2 separate regions of the Homo sapiens genome follow, and region 1 is linked to region 2. Evidence: read pairs that join two places in POLR2A ChIA-PET (ENCODE). Cell type or tissue: K562. All regions are shown on one strand. Links, peaks and the distances in the headings refer to the core of each region. The heading gives the core; the rest is flanking DNA.

Region 1 (10,984 bases), core at 3,858-8,857, 59 kb before region 2:
ACAGCTGAGATCCTCAGCTCAACAGCTCGCAGGGAGCAGGATTCAACAACCACGTGAGCTTGGAAGCTGATCTTTCCCTAGCAGAGCCTCAAATAAGACCCCAACCCTGGCTGACACCTTGACTGTAGCTTTGCTGAGGACACAGCTAAGCTGCGTCCACATTTCTGACCCACAGAAAGTGTGAGATAATAAACACGACTTGTTTTAAGTCTCTATATGTGTGAAAATTTGTTACACAGCAATAGATAACTAATGAAATTCTCTACTTTTTTTGCAAAGCAAGAAAAATAAACTGAACCTGCTTCACTTTGATCTAAACTTTAAGAAGAAATCAGATATAATATTATTCCACTTTTGAAATTATCTGTGAAAAATGGCAACCACTCTATTGAATCAAAAGTGTACTCAATCAGTCAGAAAACTAATTCATGCTTTCCTTCAGGATAATTCATTGTTTGCCACTTTCAGCTGTTAGATGATGCCTTTTGTTGCTGATTACAACACAACGAAGTTTCCTTTGGTGGTTTCTACAAACTGTTAACCTTTAACTGTTCCCAAAATATTTCAAACAAATCAAATGAGCAAATTTGCACTAATACTCTTTACAATGTTCAAAAGTATGGTTGGTAGGTACATGATCAAAGAGGGGATGATTTTAATATACGCATGAAAATGTAACTTTTCTCCTAAAGAACGACAGAAACTCTAAGATGGAATGTTTGATGTTATAAATGCAGAGTAAATGATTCAATTTCAAGAGGAATAGTTTACTATGGTTCATTAATTTGAAAACAGCAACCAAACATGATTTCAAGTAACTTTCCCAAATAATGCAGCCTTAAAATTACTTTTCCCTTCAAAATGCAAGCAGCTGTATTTTGATGCTTTAATTATTTGGACAGCTAATTTCCTTGTTACTTGCCACATGTGGACAAACAGTAACACATATGAGTATAATTCAATGAAAAATGCAAAAAGTGATCTATCCTAAATTCCCTAAGCATCCTCTGTGTCTCTCCGTGGCACTTCATGTTCAGCCTCAAACTGTATCTACAACCTGTCCATAGGCAATTACCTTTTGGAAACATAATATTTCTCATAACTCTTCAAATGAAAAATTGTGCAAAATGTCTGACCTGTCATATTTGATACTAAATGATTTAAATGAACAGGCAGGGGAAATTTCTGAAATACCTTCAAGAATCTACTTACCAGCATTACCGACCTGACAGGAAAAGAATTCAGTCAAATACACGAGGCCACATAGGTTTATTTCAATTTTCATTAATTTTACTCAGTGGAACCTCTCACATAATGGAGAATCATTCATCAAAATATTATGGAACACTGTCCACTTATCTATTGCTGCATAACAAACACCCCAAAATGTAGTTTACAACAACACCCATTTTATTGCGTTCTAGAATTTTGGTGGCTCAGGAATTAAGATGTTGTGTAATTAGAGCATAATGATGACCATTAGGGATTTAGCTTCTTCCTCATTTTACTGGTAATACTCTATCTCATTTCATAATGTGAAATAAATACAGAACAATGTTTGGAAAGTGATATTTAAAACATTTGCTGTGAGTGATTTGAATTTTTGGAACTATATGACCTGCCTAGGTGACTTGTCAGAGGTTATAACAACCTTGCTTCTCTGCACATCCTAGGGAAGTTATCTGAATAAGATTGTGTAGTAAAGAAAAATATTGATAGTTCTCTCCTCTAAAGTTTGTAAGACTTTGGGAAGATTTGAAGCGGTCAGTGTGATCTAAATGGCTGGGTGGTAAGTTAATCTGCAAGCTTCACCCACATGTCTGGTGCATGGCCTGGGAAGACATGAAAGCTGGACTCAACCGAGACTGTATGAAGAAGCCTGCCCAAGGCCTCTCTATGAGGCTTGGACTTCCTAGCAGTGTGCTGGCCTTGGGCTAATTGAACATCTTACAGGGCAGCTCAAAGCTTCAAGAATACTTGTCCCAGTAAACAGCATGAAAACTGCATGGCCTTTTATCATCTACCTTGGAAGTCCCAGAACATTATTTCTGCCCTACTCACTCTCAATTGGAGGAGTGTCAAAGAACCTGCCACTGTGTTTCGTAACCACCCACCTGCAAGCTCTCTTCTTTTCCTTTTTTCTTTCTTTTCTTCTTTGCAAGTGATTAGACAAAAATAATCAAGAAACAATGCCTATCTTTAAGAGTACTCTCAAAATCTAACAGGAGAAACAAAGGCACTGGTATATAATTCATTTTATAGCTTTATCATGTAAATTATTCATGTGTTGCTAGAAATTGTCTTCAGGCTAATACTTTTAGTAATTTATTATTTTCTTCCTTTTCAACAATTTGTATGCAACCTTTGAAAATTAAGATTGTTTCTACACCAAGTAATATGACAAAAAATAAATGTAAAATTGTGTTAAAATGCCTTAGTTAAGAATGCTGTGCCCTAGGCCTTAGTTTTCTTATCTGCAAAATGGGATAATTATCAGGCCTACTTCACAGAATGAAATAAATTGGCCCGGCATTATCACTAAGTGCTAATTGTTCACTACCACTACCTACCAGAGGAAGAAATCTTCCCTCCAGCTTAGGCATAATTTTGCTGTCTCTCCACATATCAAATTAAAATAAAAAGATAAAATTTGATTAAATCAATTATATTTAAAAAGACAGAAGAATGTTTTACATCACATACCTTCCCTGTACTTGGGTTGTTGCCTGATATTAAACTGTTTTCAAATCAGATGACAAAAGCAGTCATAGTATTATACTTGTTTATATTGGTTTCTATTATAAGTAATAGACTTTACATGCACACATACACACGAAAAGCCGAATCATGGCCATTAGGGATTCAGTTTCTTCCAGTAACAGCTTCTTCCTTGTTTTACTGGTGATACTCTAACTCATTTCATAATGCGAAATAATACAGAACAATGTTTGGAAAGCGATATTTAAAACATTGGCTGGCCAGGCACGGTGACTCACGCCTATAATCCCAGCACTTTGGGAGGCCAAGGTGGGTGGATTACCTGAGGTCAGGAGTTCAATACCAGCCTGGCCAACATGGTGAAACTCCATCTCTACTAAAAGTACAAAAATTAGCCGAACGTGGTGGCATGTGCCTATAATCCCAGCTACTTGGGAGGCTGAGGCAAGAGAATCACTTGAACCCAGGAGGCAGAGGTTGCAGCGAGCCAAGATAGCACTCCTGCACTCCAGCCTGGATGACAGAGCGAGACTCCATCTCCAAAAAAAAAAGGAAAAGAAAAAGAAAAAGAAAATTGCTGTGAACAATTTGAATTTTTTGAACTATATGACCTGCCTAGGTGATTTGTCGGAGGTTATAACAATCCTGCTTCTCTGCACATCCTAGGGAAGTTATCTGAATAAGATCGTGTAGTGTGTAGTAAAGGAAAATATTGACAGTTTACCCTCATGGTTGAATTAATTTTTCAATTATGTTGTCAAATAGTCACTTTTTCTGTCAAGTGGAATCTTCTCTCTTTCAATGTCGTCTGAATTTTTTACCGGACATGGTAACCTTATAGTATCTTTTCAGTGTCTTCCAATTCATAAACTAGGCAGCAGAATGATATAGTGACATATTTTGCTAACAGCTTCTAATTTGGAAAACAAGTGACATTAGCTTTAAAATTGCACATCTGGAAAAGTTCACAGATGAACAGTTTTTTTTTTTTTTCTTTAAGTGGCCAGATTAAGGAGACACATCCCCACTGCAAGCTATGGAGTGATCACATCACTGTTTATTACTTTTCAAACCCATAATTAGCCATAAAGAAACATGTACAAATAAAATACTGTATTTATATTTCCCATATAAAAGACTCTGTTGTTCAGTCATAAAGTTATCAAACACTATATTTTATAAAATTACTATTTTGTAATTATCTGACTTAGAGCTTACTACATTTTAGAAGAGAAACGACGACCCTTTCTTAAGCAAGGAGAAGGAACAACTGTCAGGTTGAAATTGCTGCACTGTCTTAATTTCAAAGATCTGAGTAAAATCTAATTTTCAGTCACAGGTTGGAAGTGGGACCGTTTGAAAAGGGAAATGTGTTAACTAGAATTTTTAAGTAACAGATTAAGAGCACAATGCTTTTGGATTAAGGGCTTTACAGGCCCTTTCTTTTTTTTTTTTTTTTTTTTTGAGACAAATTCTTGCTCTGTCATGCAGGCTTGAGTGCAGCGGGACAATCATAGCTCACTGCAGCCTCTACCTCCTAAGCCCAAGCAACCCTCCTACCTCAGTCCCCCATGTAGCTTGGACTCAGTGCATGCCACCATGCCCGGCTATTTTTTTTTTTAATTTGGGGGGTGTCATTATGTTGCCCAAGATGGACTTGAACTCCTGGCCTCAAACAATCCTCCTGCCTCAGCCTCCCAAAGTGCTGGGATTACAGGTATGAGCCACCTCACCTGACCCATGCCCTTTAATCTTGTTCTAATTAATGTGCACCTAGAAAAAGAAAAGCAAGTATTCTTCTAGGTTTTCCATTATATTCTTTTCTTCCTTTCCTTTAATAAGCATCGTGTTTATATATAAATGGCTTACATTTTTCCATGTCCATATATGAGTCACACATGATGAAATGCTTGATGACTTACTCCTTTTTAAACTAGGTGCACTGTGGGACACCTTTTATCTCAGTGCCTAAATTACCATTGCCATATAATAACAGCACTCAAATTAAGAACCGTTTCCACTAAAATTCTATTTTTAAGAAGCAATATTCATTTGTTGCTCTACTATGCTTCTTTTTCCATGCAGTACACAACACTTGTGTGACAAAATGCATTCCCAGAGAAAATGATCACAAATTAAGACATTAAAATGTTTCTTTATGCAGCATCCTTTAATGACGCTGGACAATGATCATATCCTTTGCACAAAGTCACTGTGATCATTTCGAGGAAATGCATGTGGTCTTTTCAGAACTGACAGATCTTGGTCTGTCTGATTCATGTGCTCATTCCACAAGCATGGGCAACCGAGAAAATGGTCCTTCACCATTACTTGAAGAAATCAGAAGAACCAGGTTGAAAAGCCCCTTGGAAAATTATTTTTCTTAAGTTTCCACATTAAGTACATTATCTGTTGTCATGGCATCAAAAAAACACAATAGAAAAAGTATAGGTTCAGGGCCATACAAAATAACCCACAATGGAGATAGCATTCCACTGATAAGAGAAAAGTATTATAATCGGTCAGAGGTAGGAAACAGGAACTCTCAAACATCATTTTGCGGTTTTCCTGGCTTATTTGCAGCATCCTTTCAGCCACTTCATCTTGTCCCATGCATTTCAAATGTCAGACTATTAAGATGAATTAATTAAAAGTCATATTTGAGTGAATATGATTTTTTCCCAAAGCCAGCTCTATCATAAATTAATTTTTCTAAAATTATTCTACTCTAGTCATCACATGGAAAAAAAGGAAATTGTTGAGTGCTGTATAGTGTCTTCAGCTATATTGTTTTAATATTATTAATGTTCTCCAGTTGTAAAAGAAATGCAAATTTGCACGGCTCAGATTTTGCATTTAATCTGACTAAAGTTGATATTGTGAGAAAATTTAATATCCATCTAAGTAGGTTGTAATATTGAAAACCTGAGCTTCATTTCCTTATCAGTGATTTACCATATTTCTGAGAAAGATTATTAGCCCCAGAAAATTAATTGACAAAACAATGTTTTAAATCTTTGCATATTTGTATTTGTCTCAATTGTAGTTATTTATGGGTCTTAGTTTCTTTTCCTGTGGACACAGTCAAAAAGGGAACTAGGAAAAACTGATAAGCATTGTAACCACTCCTGCAATTACAGCCTTTTGTAAAGTTGCTACTTTTATGAAACAATTGGGAACACCAAAGATTATCCCCACAGCTTTAAGAACACTTTGAAATTTTCACTATGAAAAAATTTGAGTTCTTAGTATCACAATACTGCAATACCACAAATTAAAATTTAAACTAATAAATTTAATTCTAAATGTACAATTAAGGATTTAAGACATAAATATCAATAGACTTTCCTAATGTTCCACAGATTCTGCAGTTATTTAGAAATGAGAAATGTATTTACCAAAGACTAAATAAAACACACAAAAATAGATTGGGTACTCTTTTAAAAAAGACTTTAAAACTTTAAAAAGTTTGATTTTTTCAAAAAACAGCTCCTTTGACTCACTGCAGGTGAAATAGCATAGAAATAGTTGGACTGTTTCACCCACTAAGTTGTAAGGACAACAAAATACTAAAAAATACTTAAAGATTGGATCAACTATTTTAATCATCTTAAAGAGCTAATTCATTTAATGGAGAAATCCAATTTAGTTGACAGCAAATACTCCATTTTCTTGTCAATGAAGCAAAACTATGCAGATAGGATTTTATTCACTCAGAGCTGAATTCTCTCCTCTTTACTAGAATTTGCAGGCACACTGAATAAAAACGAACATTCGGTGTAAAAAAAGCCAAAGCTGAAATGATATAAAAGGATTCATCTTTTCATAAGTGACTTTTAATATTCAATATATATATTTAGAAACTTTCCGGGACCCATAGAATATATCTGAAACCTGCCATACTTGGCCAAACCTCCAGAAAGCAGGTCACTTGCATTTTCATGCTTGTGGCCTCTCTTTTTTCTCGCTATTTCACTATTTCATCTGGACTGTGGCATGAGGCCATTGCCTGAGAAGGCATACCTGCCTGACAACTTGTTGGCTAGTGGTCCATAACCACCAGTCTGCTGTTCACTACGGCCGGAGATACCCGATTTTAAATGATTTAAGATTCACATTGACCTTTTTAAAAACACTTGCTTCTCTCCAAACTCTGCAGCTATCTAGGGTCACTGTGATTCCTGAGGTTAAATTTATTACCCATGCCTTTTTAAAAAGACCTATTTGGGGTCAGCGGCGGTGGCTCACGCCTGTAATCTCAACACTTTGGGAGGCCGAGGCGGGCAGATCACGAGGTCCAGAGATTGATACCATCCTGGCCAACATGGCAAAACACCGTCTCTACTAAAAGTACAAAAAAAATTAGCCACGCACGGTGGTGTGCACCTGTAATCCCAGCTACTCGGGAGGCTGACGCAGGAGAATTGCTTGAACCCGGGAGGCGGCGGTTGCAGTGAGCCAAGATGGCGCCACTGCACTTCAGCCTGGCGACACAGGTTCCATCTCAAAAAAAAAAAAAAAGAAAAAAAGACCTATATGGAAACCTACTTCAAAACGTCTGTGAGGCAGTTCATTTGGACTAGGAAAAGGCCAACTTTTGGTAAGAAACCAATTACTGAGATTAGGCAGATAACCTCGTGGATCTTTTCTACCTGCTCAGCATCTAGAGAGCAGGCACAGTGGAGTGCTGGTGAGGTGTAGCAGGGAGTGGTCACCTCTTTGCAGAGGCGTTTCGCTGACAGAAAGGAAGCTCTAGCCACATTTCACCACATGCTTGCTCCATTGTATCTCTGGGTGCTGCCTTAAACTGGATGCACCAATCCCCATTTTACAGGAACTGGTGAAAGCACCCTGGGAATCAAGGCCTCTCTGACTCTTAAGCCTATGCTCATTCCTTACACCAAGATTGTCCAACCCCCGGCCCGTGGGCTGCTGGCAGCCCGGGAGAGCTTTGAATGTGGCCCAACACAAATTCACAAACTTTCTTAAAACATTTTTGTGATTTGTTTTTAGCTCATCAGCTATCATTAGTGTTAGTGTATTTTATGTGTGGCTCAAGACAATTCTTCTTCCAATGTGGCCCCCAGAAGCCAAAAGATTGGACACCCCTGCTTTACACCAAGCTGCCACAACAACACACATTCTGGATGAAGCAAGTTACATTATCTTTTATGTACCAAAGAATTGTACACTTTATCCACTCCTGCTGTTCTCCTCCACCTCCTTCCCTCTAAAACAAAAACAAAAGAAACAACAGGGCAACCAGACATGGGCAAAGACTTGCGGCACAGTGAGCAGTATAAGGTAATAGTGAAGGTAAACCCAAGAGATTAAGAGCCAGGTGTTCCTGGGTTTGAATTCTGGATGTGCCATACTTACCTATGAGAATGTTCGCACACTCTTAACCTAAGTCTTAATTACCGCTTTGATAAAGAAAACTGAGTTTGCCCATGATGTTGAATTTTTGTGGGGAATGAATAATATATGGATGATAACATTATTATGACAGAACTTGTTTATTGAATAAGTGGAATTCCCTAAGAGCGAGAATTTTTTTTTTTTTCAGACAGGTTGTTGCCCTATTATCCAGGCTGGAGTACAGTGGCACGAATACTGCTCATTGGAGCCTCAAACTCATGGATTCCAATGACTTCACCTCAGCCTCCTGTGTAGCTGGGACACAGGTATGCACCACCATGCCCGGCTAATTTTTAAAAATTTTCTTGTAGAGACAGAGTCTCACTATCTTGCCCAAGCTGATCTCAAACTCCTGAACTCAAGCGATCCTCCTGTCTTAGCCTCCCAAAGTGCTGGGATTACAGGCATGAGCCACTGCACCTGGACAAGAGAAAGAATTTGTATACAATGACTTCAGTTCTTTTGATAATGTCCCCAAAGAATTGGATGTGGACATGAATAACTGTGTGCAAAGAAGTGCTGTGAAACCAATGGAGAAAGGTCATATGAAAACTTCTCCTTCCCAGCACCACCATAATGTTGAGTCCTGCTTTGCTCTAGAGGGTTCTTTGAGAGTTTATAATGCTTGATGTGTTTGTGACCAGAAGAGATGAGACAGTATATATTCTCGATATTAGCAAGAGCAAACAATTACTTATTCATTAGTTTCACTTCCTGTCTAACTCTAGGGTAAGTATATATACTTTATTCATTATTTTTTAAATTATTCTCACTGATAACATGGATAGGAATCAGAGAAATAATTTAAAGTTGAAATTGGCAAGCTTTCCTTTTTAAAATCAAAGTACTACTACTGTGAGCAAGGTGTTAGGCTAAAAAAAATAGTTATTTTTTTATGTGATGGAATTTTATTGGCACTAAGTACCATCTCACCATGCAAAGTCACTTCCGGGTGCCTCATCTTATGCCAAAGGATGTTGGATGGAATGTTTAAAATTATGTAGCCCAACCTGCAACCCACAGGAAAGATGCTCTCTAGGGTGGTGGCCGACAGCTCCCATCCCATTTGTACATCTTCTGTGGAAATGTGCTCTTGAGTTCCTGAGACAGCCCTTGCTTTTGTAGGAGAGCAACTCCTTTCATAGAACACTCTTCCTTATGTAGAGCAGAGATCTTCTTGCCAAAACACCTGCACACAGAGCCTCACTCTCACCCCTAAAGCAACACAAAGCATTGGATAGTAAGACTTCCTTCCACAGGACAATTTTCGTCAAGTTAAAGAACCTTGCTGTGTCTCCCTGTGTCTTCTCTATCTCAGGGTAATCCTGTTTTCATTCATGCAGCACAGCTTCCAGGCTTTTCTTCAACCTGCTCCATCTTCTCTGTCATGGCTACCAGGTTTGCCTTGTCTGGTAGCTCTAGCTCGACATCAAGGATATCTGTTACCCACTTCATCTCAGTCCTCAATCAATAAAAATACTAACTATGGCTGACTGGATAAATGCCGAGTGAAGTAGAGAACAACAGAGACAACCAACCATAACAGAATACAAAGCTGAAAATCTAGGGTGCAGGACAAAGTTCACATCTTCTACAGTGGAATCTGGAGGCACATGGCTTTCCAATGCCTGACAGACGACATAACACAAAACGTTTCCCAAGACCATTTCTACCCACAGGTTTACAGGAGATGGAGGATCACTACAATGGTTTCTCCCCTTGTCCTCTCAAAAAGGCTGTGAACCAAAGTGTTCAAGGCCTTTGGTTACGCACCTATCAGGATCCAGTCAATCTAAAATGTAGCACATGTTAATCTCTAAATTAAAATAGAGAAAAAAATTCCAGCCTTAGGAATGAAACATTTTACTCCAACTGAACTTATGTTTTCCATTTTACTCTACAGTTGTTCAATAATTGAATCATCTTTCTAGAGAAGCACAATAAATGTAGGTGCAATAAATCAGAGGATTTTACCATACAATATGCAAAGTCTGTTTATAAAAGTCTTGTAAATCAGTCTTCTATACAGAAAATTTATATGAGATCTCAAGTGAGGACTATATTAATTTTATTGATGTTTCCCGTGGGTTTTAATGAATTGCTCCCATTTACTGGGCATCATCAAGCCCTAGGCAAGGTCTTTTCATATACCAGACTAAAAGACTCTGCCATATTGAAATTATGAATTCATAGAAATTATCGCCAATCTCCAAAGTTTATTTCCATCCCACCAAAACCATACACACATCCTTTCTCTACTCAGCTCTAAACGTGAAATCAGAAACCTTCGTGTTCTTCTGATCTTCACATTATTCATTCATATTCAGGTTACCTAAGCCTTTGACATGATAAACCTGGCCATCCATCCTAGTTGCCCAGGACTCTCACATTTCTGTCTTCTTTGCTTGCTATATCATCGAAAAATGTTTTCAATGATAAATTAAAACTAAATAGAAGTAGTAAATATGGCAAAATTCGTAATAATTGTAAAATGTATAAGACAGTTACATGTGGGTTTATTATAATAATGTCTTAATTCTTTGGGATGTTTGTAAATATTTCTAATCAAAAGGAAAAAGAAAACATTTACAGTGATGAAGTGACCCTAATATTTAAATTACCCATCTCGGCTGGGTGCGGTGGCTCAGGCCTGTAATCCCAGCACTTTGGAAAGCCAAGGTGGGAGCATCACCCGAGGTGGAGAGTTCAAGACCTGGCCAACATTTGGAAACCCCATCTCTATTACAAATCCAAAAAATTAGCCATTTGTGGTGAGGCACACCTGTAATCCCAGCTACTCAGTGGGCTGAGGCATAAAAATCACTTGAACTGGGAGACAGAGGTAGCA
Region 2 (10,984 bases), core at 2,895-7,894:
TCTCAGATATTTCTTTATAGCAATTCAAGAAAGGCTTAATATACCATGGTTTCTTAGCCTTTTCCTAGTAAATTCACACAGTGATTTAGGGCCTGGGTCTGTACCTCTCACATCCATCTTAAAACATGCAGTTCACAAAAGTTCCAACTAAGATCTCAGAGAAGTTTTCAACATGTCCCTGACTTGGAGGTAGTGCGTGGAGAACTTTCACAGATCCTGCCTGATCTGTCTCAACTTCTAGTCACCTCACATCCAAATATTATTATTATTATTATTATTATTATTATTATTATTATCATCGGAGACAGAATCTTGCTCTCGTTGCCCAGCCTGGAGTGCAGTGGTGTGATATCGGCTCACTGCAACTTCCACCTCCTGGGTTCAAGCGATCCTCCTGCCTCAGCCTCCCAAACACCTGGGATTACAGGCACTTGCCACCATGTCTGGCTAATTATTGTATTTTTAGTAGAGATGCGGTTTCGCCATTTTGGCCAGGCTGGTCTGGAACTCCTGACCTCAGGTGATTTGCCCTCCTTGGCCTCCCAAAGTGCTGGGATTACAGGTGTGAGCCACCGTGCCTGGCACATCCCAAGATTTAACGTGTGGTGAGAGGCCATTCTTAAATTCAATTATAAAGCATGGTTTAATCTAACACATATTTAGGTATTGCATTTTAGTATGAAAATCCTATGTGAAAAAAACACACAACACTTAAGATTCCCAGCTACTTCAAGATTTGGAAACATTTAGCATTAAGCGCCTCTTCCATAGCTTTGAAAATTAAGCTACCCCCAGAGTTTCTCTGAACCCTTTAATCTTATTTTTGTATGCACTCTGCTTCTATGTGTGTGCCCAGGTTGCATTTCTGCTCTGCCTAAGCAGGTCTCAATCATTGTGCCCTTTCCCCAGCCATACTTTGGATATTGTACATCCCTGAGGAGGTGAAAGCTTGCAGGAAGGTCCAATAGAGCAGTGCACAGCCTTCCAAAATCTCCCTGGCCCTCTCCTGCTGCACCGCCGTCTCCAAAGCCTCCAGCTGCCTTCTTTCTGTGTTCAAAAGCCCGGGAAGGGAGTGTGATCTAATCTCTTGCTTCCCTGCTCCCTTTCGAGTGGCTGCCTCTCCTTGTTGGTCATCCTTCTACAATTTTGTTAAAGAAACTATTGTTCCCTGACAGTTGTTGAGCACCAAATTGTAACAAGTTTTGCATAGTGAGCACTTAGGAATTTTGTTGTTGTAGTTGTTATTTATTTATTTTTTTGAGACAGAGTCTTGCTCTGTTGCCCACGCTGGAGTGCAGTGGTGCAATCTCGGCTCACTACAACCTCCGCCTCCCGGGTTCAAGCAATTCTCCTGCCTCAGCCTCCCGAGTAGCTGGGATTACAGGTGCATGCCACCATGCCCGGCTAATTCTTTTTGTATTTTTAGTAGAGATGGGGTTTCACCATGTTGGCCAGGCTGGTCTCAAACTCCTGACCTTGTGATTTGCCTTCCTTGGCCTCCCAAAGTCCTGGGATTACAGGTGTGAGCCACCGTGCCTGACCCCACTTCGGAATTTTTTATTCTAGTAAGGAAAATGTGCTCATTTCTTCATGTTCCCCTAATTTCCCCAGTCCAATTGTTACATTGCTGATGGCACTGTTGACAATCTTAAGTGCTCTTACCCGTTATTTTAATGGCACCTTCTCCATTATCCTAGATTTCTAAATTCTCTCCACCACTCCCCACCCAGCTCGGTCAAGAAGCTCAGAACACAGTGATCAAATGGGGATCTCACCCTCTTCCTCTGCCTGCAATTCATTTTTATGTTGTTGTCTGCAGTTCACAGAGGAAGAGATACAATCAAATTGGTTTGTTCTATTACAGATCTTTGTTTTTTAAATTTGATTTTGCCTTTTCTACTATTTTAACCATTTTATTCACCCTGTTTATTCCCAATCACAATGCTCACAGCACCTGATCTATATATTCAATTTTTGTATTTATTCTTCTAATCCTTTTTAGCAGAGGAACCTACATAGCACTCTACATAGAACCCAAAAATAAGCGGTAATAATCATAGCCACAAATCACCTTCTCCTCTGGAATTTTCAGTGCTCCTAGACTACCTTCGAATATTACCCTCTCTTACTGCAGTGTCCTCAGTGGTGAGTACAATCTCTCTCAAACACAATAGCCGGTAGTATAAATTGAAAGAAGCTTCCTGGAGCCCAGTTTGATCATATATGTCAAAATGTAAAGTGAGCACAACACATGATTCAACAGTGGTGATTTCCATGAAATACTGTAAATGAAATAATCCAAGAAGAAAAAATTTTAAAATAATAGTAGCAAGTAAAGAAAAATCATGGTCTAAATAGCAAAAAAAAAAAGGGGGGGGGGCATGGCTGAGTAAATTGCAATTTATTCATCTGTGGTAGAATTAATTTTGATCAATTTATTGATGTCAAGTGTTAACATTTCTTGTGGCCTTGTGTAATAGACATTTTTCATAATTTGGATGAGCAGCATCCGGTCTTATTTCTGTTTGTTATTATGTTGGTTACTTTGGGGAAGATAGTGACTGCCTTCCTCTACAGAAACCAAAGATGCTTAGTCCTCATTTCTACACATAGCATAATCAAGAGGTATATAGGATAATACTTAGTCCTAACCAGTTGGGCGCTCTCTCAAGGGATTTTGAAACTGAGCTACTAACAATGGATGGCTTGGAAAGCAATTTCATTATGATTTAGTGCAGAATCTGACTGTTTCCTGCACTTCACTGTAGTTACAGCTGCCTGATGTTCACAGAGTCCTTGATTCCCAGGCCTGGGCAGTTAGTTTCCAAGAAAACAAGGAAAACAATCCTTACCAAAGGTTGGAAACTCTTCCAGGTATTTGATAGGTATAAACCTATTTACTCTGTACAAAACCCCATAAGTAAGTTCAATTATTATCCTAAGGGAGGAAACCACCCCTCATATTGTCTTATGCCCAATTTCTGCCTCCAAAGAAAGAAAAAGTTAAAACTAACAGGCACAAATGAAATCCACAAGCAGACAGCCCGGCGCCACACCCTGGTCCTGGTAGTTAAAGATGGACCCCTGACCTAATCGGTTATGTTATCTATAGATTACAGACATTGTAGAGAAAAGCACTGTGAAAATCCCTATCCTGTTTTGTTCCGATCTAATTACCAGAGCATGCAGCCCCTAGTCACGTACCCCCTGCTTGCTCAATCGATCACGACCCTCTCACACGTACACCCTTAGAGCTGTGAGCCCTTAAAAGGAACAGGAATTACTCACTCGTGGAGCTCGGCTCTTAAGACAGGAGTCTTGCCAATGCACCCAGCCGAGTAAACCCCTTCCTTCTTTAACTCGGTGTCTGAGGAGTTTTGTCTGCGGCTCGTCCTGCTACAATCCCATTTTGCAGGTAAGAAAACAATCTCAGAAAGGTTGTATGACTTGCTCAGGTATACAAAGATTAAGAACAAGAATGCTGGCTGCAGAGTCTGTGACCTTCACTCTTCTTATTGCCCTTACTCTTGCCTAATTTTGTAGTCCCTTGAGAGCAAAAATTGTGCCTGAAATGTCTTACGACCCTTTCCAGTTAAAGCAATAATTAGGCTGTTCTATGCTGTTGGCCTTAGGAGATGGATGGCACCATAGCAGGTATCATGTTTTGTTTTGTTTGTTTGTTTTGCTTTTTATAGAGATGGGGTTTCACCATGTTGCCCAGGCTGGTCTCAAACTCCTGAGCTCAGGCCATCTACCCACCTACACCTCCCACTGTGCTGGGATTACAGGCGTGAGGCACTACACCTGGGGATGACACAACAGAATGCAGATTATAAAAGAATCAAGTTTTTGAATGCCAGTTCAGCTTGGGTGAAAATGCCAGTTCAGAAAGGCAAAAGGCACAGGGCATACGTGAAAGGTGTGGAGAGTGCAGGTGCCCTTCACTCAAACTCAATATAGGTTTTCTCATGGTGGGGATGTCAGGGTAACAAAAATCTTTTATTAAAAAGGCTTGTACCTTGACACAATCCAATCCAAAATCCAGGTAAACAATGACAGGGGAAACCACAGAAATCCTAGAAAGTGTGAGCTCAGAAAAATCACAGTCTGGGAGTAATACATACCCTATGAATAAGATGAAACTGAAATAGACCCTCCCACCCCCGATAAAGCTAAAAACCAAGACCCAAGATTATTAGGGTAAACTGCTATTAAATTCTGATAAATAATTGAATGAATGGAAACCTTTTTGAGAAGAGACCACAATTGATAGATTCTACAAGGAAACCATCTAGAATGTCATTTGGAGTGTCATAGTGTTACATACCATTAGAAATTATTAATTGTACAAAAAAGCAAAGAGAAAGATTATTAATTGATAGAGAAGATAATGAATAGAAGCAGATGCAGTGATGATTAAGATATGGGAGTTAGCACGCAGAAATTTGACAATAATGATAAAAATATTAAAAAAGATAAAAACATACAGCCAAAATAGATGAAAAGATGGATAATTTCAACTGAGAATGGGATGTATTAAAAGATGGATATCATAGGATGGGTAAGTGAAATAAATGAAAATTAAGAGCTCATGGATGGTTTTAACAGCATATTGAAAACAGCAGAATAAAAGATGAGTGACCCTGAAGGCCAAGTAATATAAAAAGTCTAAACTAAGGAAAAGAGGAAGAGAAGAAAAAATATAACAAAGCATAAAAATATGTAGAACATGGCCCAAAGGTCAAAATGTGAACCTGGAGTCTCGGAAGGAGAGCAGAGAGAGAATGAGGCATGGGGAATTCTTCAAATCTGATAAAAAATTACTAAAGTTTGAAAATTCAATAGCACACTTCTACAAAATCCATAGCTTAAAAGGAAACAATAAAAACTTGAAAATATTTTGAGCTGAGTGATTAAATATATATAAAATCTGTTGTGGTTTGGCTTTGTGCCCTCACCCAAGTCTCACCTTGAATTGTAATAATCCCAAGGTGTCAAAGGTAGGACCAGGTGGAGGTAATTGTATCCTGGGGGTGGTTTCCACCAAGCTGTTTCCATGATAGTGAGTGAGTTCTCAGGAGATCTGATGGTTGTATATACATCTCACATTTCCCCTGCTGACTCTCATTCCCTCTCCTGCTTCCCTGTGAAGAGGTGTCTTCCACCATGATTGTAAGTTTCCTGAGGTCTCCCTAGCCATGCAGAACTGTGAGTCAATAAAACGTTTTTCCTTTATAAATTACCCAGTCTTGGGTATGTCTTTATTAGCAGTGTGAGAATGGACTAATATCATATCAACTCATGGAATTCTCCTTAAGGGAAATTTTTAGCTTTAAAGCGTATATTTGAAAAAAGGAAAGTTTTGTAGTAATCAATCATTTAAACTTCCAATGCAATTAGATTTTTAAAAGTTGAATGAAAAACAGAAAAAAATGAAGTAATTAAAAATAAATTTAAAAATCAATGCAATACAAAAAATATAATAAATTAATAAAACTAAATTTGGTACTTGGAAAAATTAGTAATACTGGTACTGAAAAAGAAATCGTCTATACAGAAATTAAAAAGAAGACATTATCATAAATACAACAGATGTTAGCAAGAAAATAAGATGTTATACAAAGTTTCATATAGGTAAATTTGAAAATTTGGGAAAATGGATAAATTCCTTAAAAGTAAAACCTACCAGCCGGGCGCGGTGGCTCACGTCTGTAATCCCAGCACTTTGGGAGGCCGAGGCGGGCGGATCACGAGGTCAGGAGATTTAGACCATCCTGGTTAACACGGTGAAACCCCATTTCTACTAAAAACACAAAAAATTAGCCGGGGGCGGTGGCGGGCGCCTGTAGTCCCAGCCACTCGGGAGGCTGACGCAGGAAAATGGCGTGAACCCGGGAGGCGGAGCTTGCAGTGAGCCGAGATAGCAACAGCGCACTCCGGCCTGGGTGGAAGAGCGAGACTCCGTCTCAAAAAAAAAAAAAAAAAAAAAAAAAAAGGTAAAACCTGCCAAACCTGGTAGAAGAAAAAATAAAAGGCCAGGCGCGGTGGATCACGCCTGTAATTCCTGCGCTTTGGAAGGCCGAGGTGGGCAGATCAACTGAGGTCAGGAGTTTGAGACTAGCCTGCCCAACATGGTGAAACGCTGTCTCTACTAAAAATACAAAAATTAGCTGAGCGTGGTGGCGGGCGCCTGTTATCCCAGCTACTTCGGAGGCTGAGGCAGGAGAATCACTTGAACCCGGGAGGCAGAGGTTGCAGTGAGCTGAGAGCACGCCATCGTACTCCAGCCTGGGCAACAAGAGCAGAACTCCGTCTCAAAACAAACAGATATAAAAATGTCTACATAAGTCAACATTTACTAAAGTTGAATTTATAATTAAAATCCTTCCCATTAAGAAAATTCCAGATCCAGGTGCCTTTATTTGTGAGTTCTTTCAAGCCTTTAGGAGTAAACACCACCAAATTTTACATAAAATTTTCCAAAGAATAGTGAAAGGATTCCAACTCATTTTATGGAGCTGGCATGATCTTGATACAAATACCTAAAAAGAATATTACAAGAAAAAAATACTTGTTTATATGTCTCATATATGAAGATATAAAACTTTCTAAATATATATTTTTAAAATACAATTAATGAAACACATAAAAAATATAATCATGACCTAGCAGGACTTCAGGAATTACTGCATTATTGTAGGAATGCAAGGCTGGTATAATATTTGAAATGAACACAAATCTTTGCATTAAAAGAATAAAAGAGAAAAACATTTGATCACCTCAGTCATTGCAGAAAATAATATTTATGAATGCATAACTCAGCAATACAGTAATATGAAACCTCAGGGACAAAATAATAATAATAGTAGTAACAACATCAACAAGAAAGCACTAATCCAGTGACCAATCCTGTGTGGCTGTTATTTAGGGTTGATGTCTCACCCTTGGTTATTTAGAGCTTTGATTTGAGTGGGCTGTGAAATTTGATCTGAGATAAAGTCCAGGGCTCCAGCAACCTGGATATTTGCATCAGGCTACCGCAGAAAATCAGAACCCCAGAGGTTGCTACTCACTTTGGAAGTATGAGTTGAGGTGGGAGGAGCAAGTGTTCTCCTATTAGAAGAAGTAAATAGAGTCAGAAGCTACAGTACCTATTCACCTTCCCACTTCTTTATTTTATTTTATTTTATTTTATTTTATTATTATTATACTTTAAGTTTTAGGGTACATGTACACAACGTGCAGGTTTGTTACATATGTATACATGTGCCATGCTGGTGTGCTGCACCCATTAACTCGTCATGTAGCATTAGGTATATCTCCTTCTTTCTTCTCAAATGGAAGTAGATGGAGAGGAAGGTCATGCCTGGTCCCTGGAGATTGGGTATTCCTTCACATCTGCTGAAACTTTTTTTTTCCCTTCACATTTGCTGAGATAATTGGTTTAATCCTAAAGTGAAGAAATAGGTTTTCTAAAAGAAATATTTTACTCCTCTCTTTTCACCTGAATTTGTAGACATTTGTCTGGGTAAGTCACATGCCAGCAGGGATGGCTAAATTGGATTTTACAGAAGGAAAAAACATCTCAATAAGGTTATTATGTCTGAAGAACTTGCAATACTTTATGTTAATCCAGAAGGAGACTAACTAGATTATCTGGTCACAGCCAAATCTGTGTAGTTTTCACGGGCTGCAGTTTGTGAACTTAGCTTCTTCTGAATCTCATTCTGGGCTCACAATCTCATAATGGCTCCTTGTAAAAAATAAGTATTCCGTTAGACATGAGCTTGACAGATATCCCTGGGTCCTCCCCATATTCTTCTGTCATCAGGCTTTAGACAAAAATTTTCTTTGTGCTCTAGTAGGTTTGGTGCTTACCCAGATGATCCTTACCAGTTTTCTAAAGATGATCTCCATCCTGCAGACCTCACAAAACTGTTGAATAATAGCTGGTTTTTAATAATCAACTGCATATTTTAAGTCGATCTACTTCTATATGAACTTTTCCCAGAATCTAGTAACTTCTTCCCAAAATGAAAGCAAATTCAAACACAGCCGACCCCATCTGGTTGCGATGATTTATTATGACATAGGTTTGTTTGTTTGCTTGGTTTTTTGGTTTTTGGTAGTTCCATCACTTTCCCTGTTACTTTGCTTCAGCAAAGAAAAAGGAGAAAAGGATTTTGTTAGTGGACCCTGGTACCCTATCATGGGCAGTAATCCTGCTAAGAGTGTCCTGTGAGCACATCTCTGAAATATTGAGCGCTCACTGTCCATATTTCCTGTCTTCCTCCTCTAAATTCACTATCACTTAAAATCTTTTAAAAACAAAACAAACAAACAAAAAAACCTCTCTGACAGATCATACTCCTTAAAAAAGTACATCTGCCCTTTCTTATTTTATTAAGGATGATTTTTCTTCTTTTAAGCAAAAGAGAAACAGATAAAAATAATTAAAAGTTTATTTTTATTTATTCATTCATTTATTTATTTATTTATTGTGAGACAGAGTCTCACTCTGTCACCCAGGCTGGAGTGCAGTGGCACGATCTCGGCTCACTGCAACCTCCGCCTCCCGGATTCGAGCGATTCTTGTGCCTCAGCCTCCTAGTAGCTGGGATTACAGGTGCCTACCAACACACCTGGCTATTTTTGTATTTTTAGTAGAGATGGGATTTCACCATGTTGGCCAGGATGGTTGTGAACTCTTGACCTCAGGTGACCTGCCAGCCTTGGCCTCCCAGAGTGCTGGGATTACAGGCATGAGCCACTGTGCCCAGCCTAAAAGTTCTTTTTTACAAATAAGTTTTAAAAAATTTAACATTCGAAGTGCTTACGTTTCTGATTGTCACATAGACCAAATGTTTTCGCTTCTTAATGTAGAGTTTCTATTTGGTATTTTGTAAGCAATGCTCCTTCAAGAAATAATAGGAGAGTGGAGGAAAAGCCCTGTGGTCCAAGAAACCACATTCTTAGAAATGCAGATTGTCCATTTGTGTGCCAAAACTTCAAAATATCCTATTGTGGAAAAATGTGCTTAACTTTATTTGAACTAGCCTTTCCTAAATGTATTTGATGAACAATTTAACTTTTATTTTAGCTTCAGGGGTACAAGTGCAGGTTTGTTATATAGGTAAATTGTGTGTCATGGGGGTTTGGTGTACAGATTATTTTGTCATCCAGGTAATAAGCATAGTACGCAATAAGTAGTTTTTGGATCCTCACCCTCCTCCTACTCTCCACCCTCAGGTAAGGCCCAGTGTCTGTTATTCCCTTCTTTGTGTCCATATGTGCTTGATGTTTAGCTTCCACTTATAAGTGAGAACATGTGGCTTTTGGTTTTCTGTTCCTATGTTATTTTGCTTAGGATAATGGCCTCCATCTCCATCATGGTTCTGGACACAACATGATCTCATTCTTTTTTATGGCTGTGTAGTATTCCATGTTGTATATGTACCACATTTTCTTTATCCAGTCTACTGCTGATGGGCATTTATGCTGATTCCATGTCTTTGTTATTGTGAACATACACATGCATGTGTCTTTTTGTTAGAATGACTTATATTTCTTTGGATATATACGCTATAATGGGATTGCTGGGTAAAGGGGTCATTCTGTTTTAAATTCTTTCAGGAATAACCAAACTGCTTTCATCATGGCTGAACTAATACATTCCCACCAGCAATGCCTAAGTGTTCCCTTTTCTCTATAACCTCACTAGCATCTGTTATTTTTTGACTTTTTAATAATATCCATTCTGAGTTGTGTGAGATGGTATCTCATTATGGTTTTGATTAAAATTTCTCTAATGATTAGTGATGTTGAGCATTTTTTCATATGCTTTTTGGCTGCGTGTGTCCTCTTTTAAAAAATGTTTATGTCCTTTGTCCGCTTTTTAAATGGGGTTGTTTTTTGCTTGTAAATTTGTTTCAGTTCCTTATAGATGTTGGATATTAGACAGTTGTCGGAAGCATAGTTTGCAAATATTTTCTCCCTGGAGTATGCATTAGTTTCTTATTATAAGAAGTCTACTTACATCCTTTGTATTTCTTTCATCTAGCAACAGACCTAATTCTTGGTAGGCATTAAATGCGTATTTTAATGAATATATTGAGTAGATGGTCAACTGTATATACTTAATTAAAAGGCAACCAACACATTTCTGTTCTACTTCTGTCTGCTTATTTCCTGAAAGCTTTCTAATTGAGTCTAGTTAACCCTTTCATTAAAAGTCTAGGTAAATCTTTTGTTCTATTGCACACTGGTATCTGTTGACTGCCATGCCTGTTACATTTTGCTCTACAAAATGGAAGTTCCAACACTTGTTTTCCTGTTGCAGACATAAATGAAGATACTCTATGCATGACATACTTTCCTGATATACCCAGGTTTACTATATCCAAAACCACAAATTTTGTTGGGAACTCAACCTGTAATTATTTTGCCATAAATGCTAAGGGAACAACTGTATTCATCAAAATCAACTGATTATGTATTTGTTATTTTTATGCATATAGTTCTGTATGTTGTGTTAACTACTTCTTTCTCTCCCATTCAAAAAGGCATCTCCACATGCAAATTAGAGTGCTATGATATGATGAAATACTTGTGCGTTTCTGTATTTAGTAATTATGGAAAGGCAAACAATTCCACATATTCAGTTGTGAATTTCTTATCACATACGTGACAGTGATTATGTTTTGATTTTATTTTCTCTTTTCCTCTGTTTTATTCTTTTTCTTTCATGTCCATTCTTACGATAAGCAATTCTTCACTCATTAACTAAAGGAAGGGAATTTTCAATAAAATGTGTAGACCAGCAACTGAGAAACATAAGAAACCTAATGTATCTCATCTCCACCCTCTCCTGGACCCCAGTTTTTTACAATGTGTAAAAGACTTTTGCCATATCCAGTGTGTGAAGGGGAAATTTTAAGGATAATGTGTCTGAGCAGAATAAAAGCTTTGAATTAAATATTAAGTT

The links. ChIA-PET counts read pairs that join two places held together with the same protein. Peaks named below come from ENCODE experiments on the same cell type or tissue, not always from the same donor. Only the 100,000 strongest peaks of a DNase experiment are listed, where the experiment ranks them.
Region 1: POLR2A ChIA-PET joins it to region 2 with 5 read pairs; 3 of 35 experiments call an interaction of 5 or more read pairs at or near these places.

What each region holds. Positions count from the first base shown.
Region 1 is chr13:107,847,645-107,858,628 of GRCh38, forward strand. All of the region lies in intron 1 of NALF1 (NALCN channel auxiliary factor 1), which reads right to left. Among named protein-coding and RNA genes, the nearest start is that of NALF1, 14 kb to the right of the region's middle. In K562, for the core only: a CTCF peak has its summit at 4,013; DNase peaks (open chromatin) are centred at 4,827, 5,827, 6,647 and 7,457; H3K27me3 peaks cover 496 bases.
Region 2 is chr13:107,907,804-107,918,787 of GRCh38, forward strand. No RefSeq gene overlaps it. Among named protein-coding and RNA genes, the nearest start is that of NALF1, 46 kb to the left of the region's middle. RefSeq lists an enhancer at 7,840-8,009. In K562, for the core only: no CTCF peak of the experiment used is centred there; no DNase peak of the experiment used is centred there; H3K4me3 peaks cover 2,572 bases.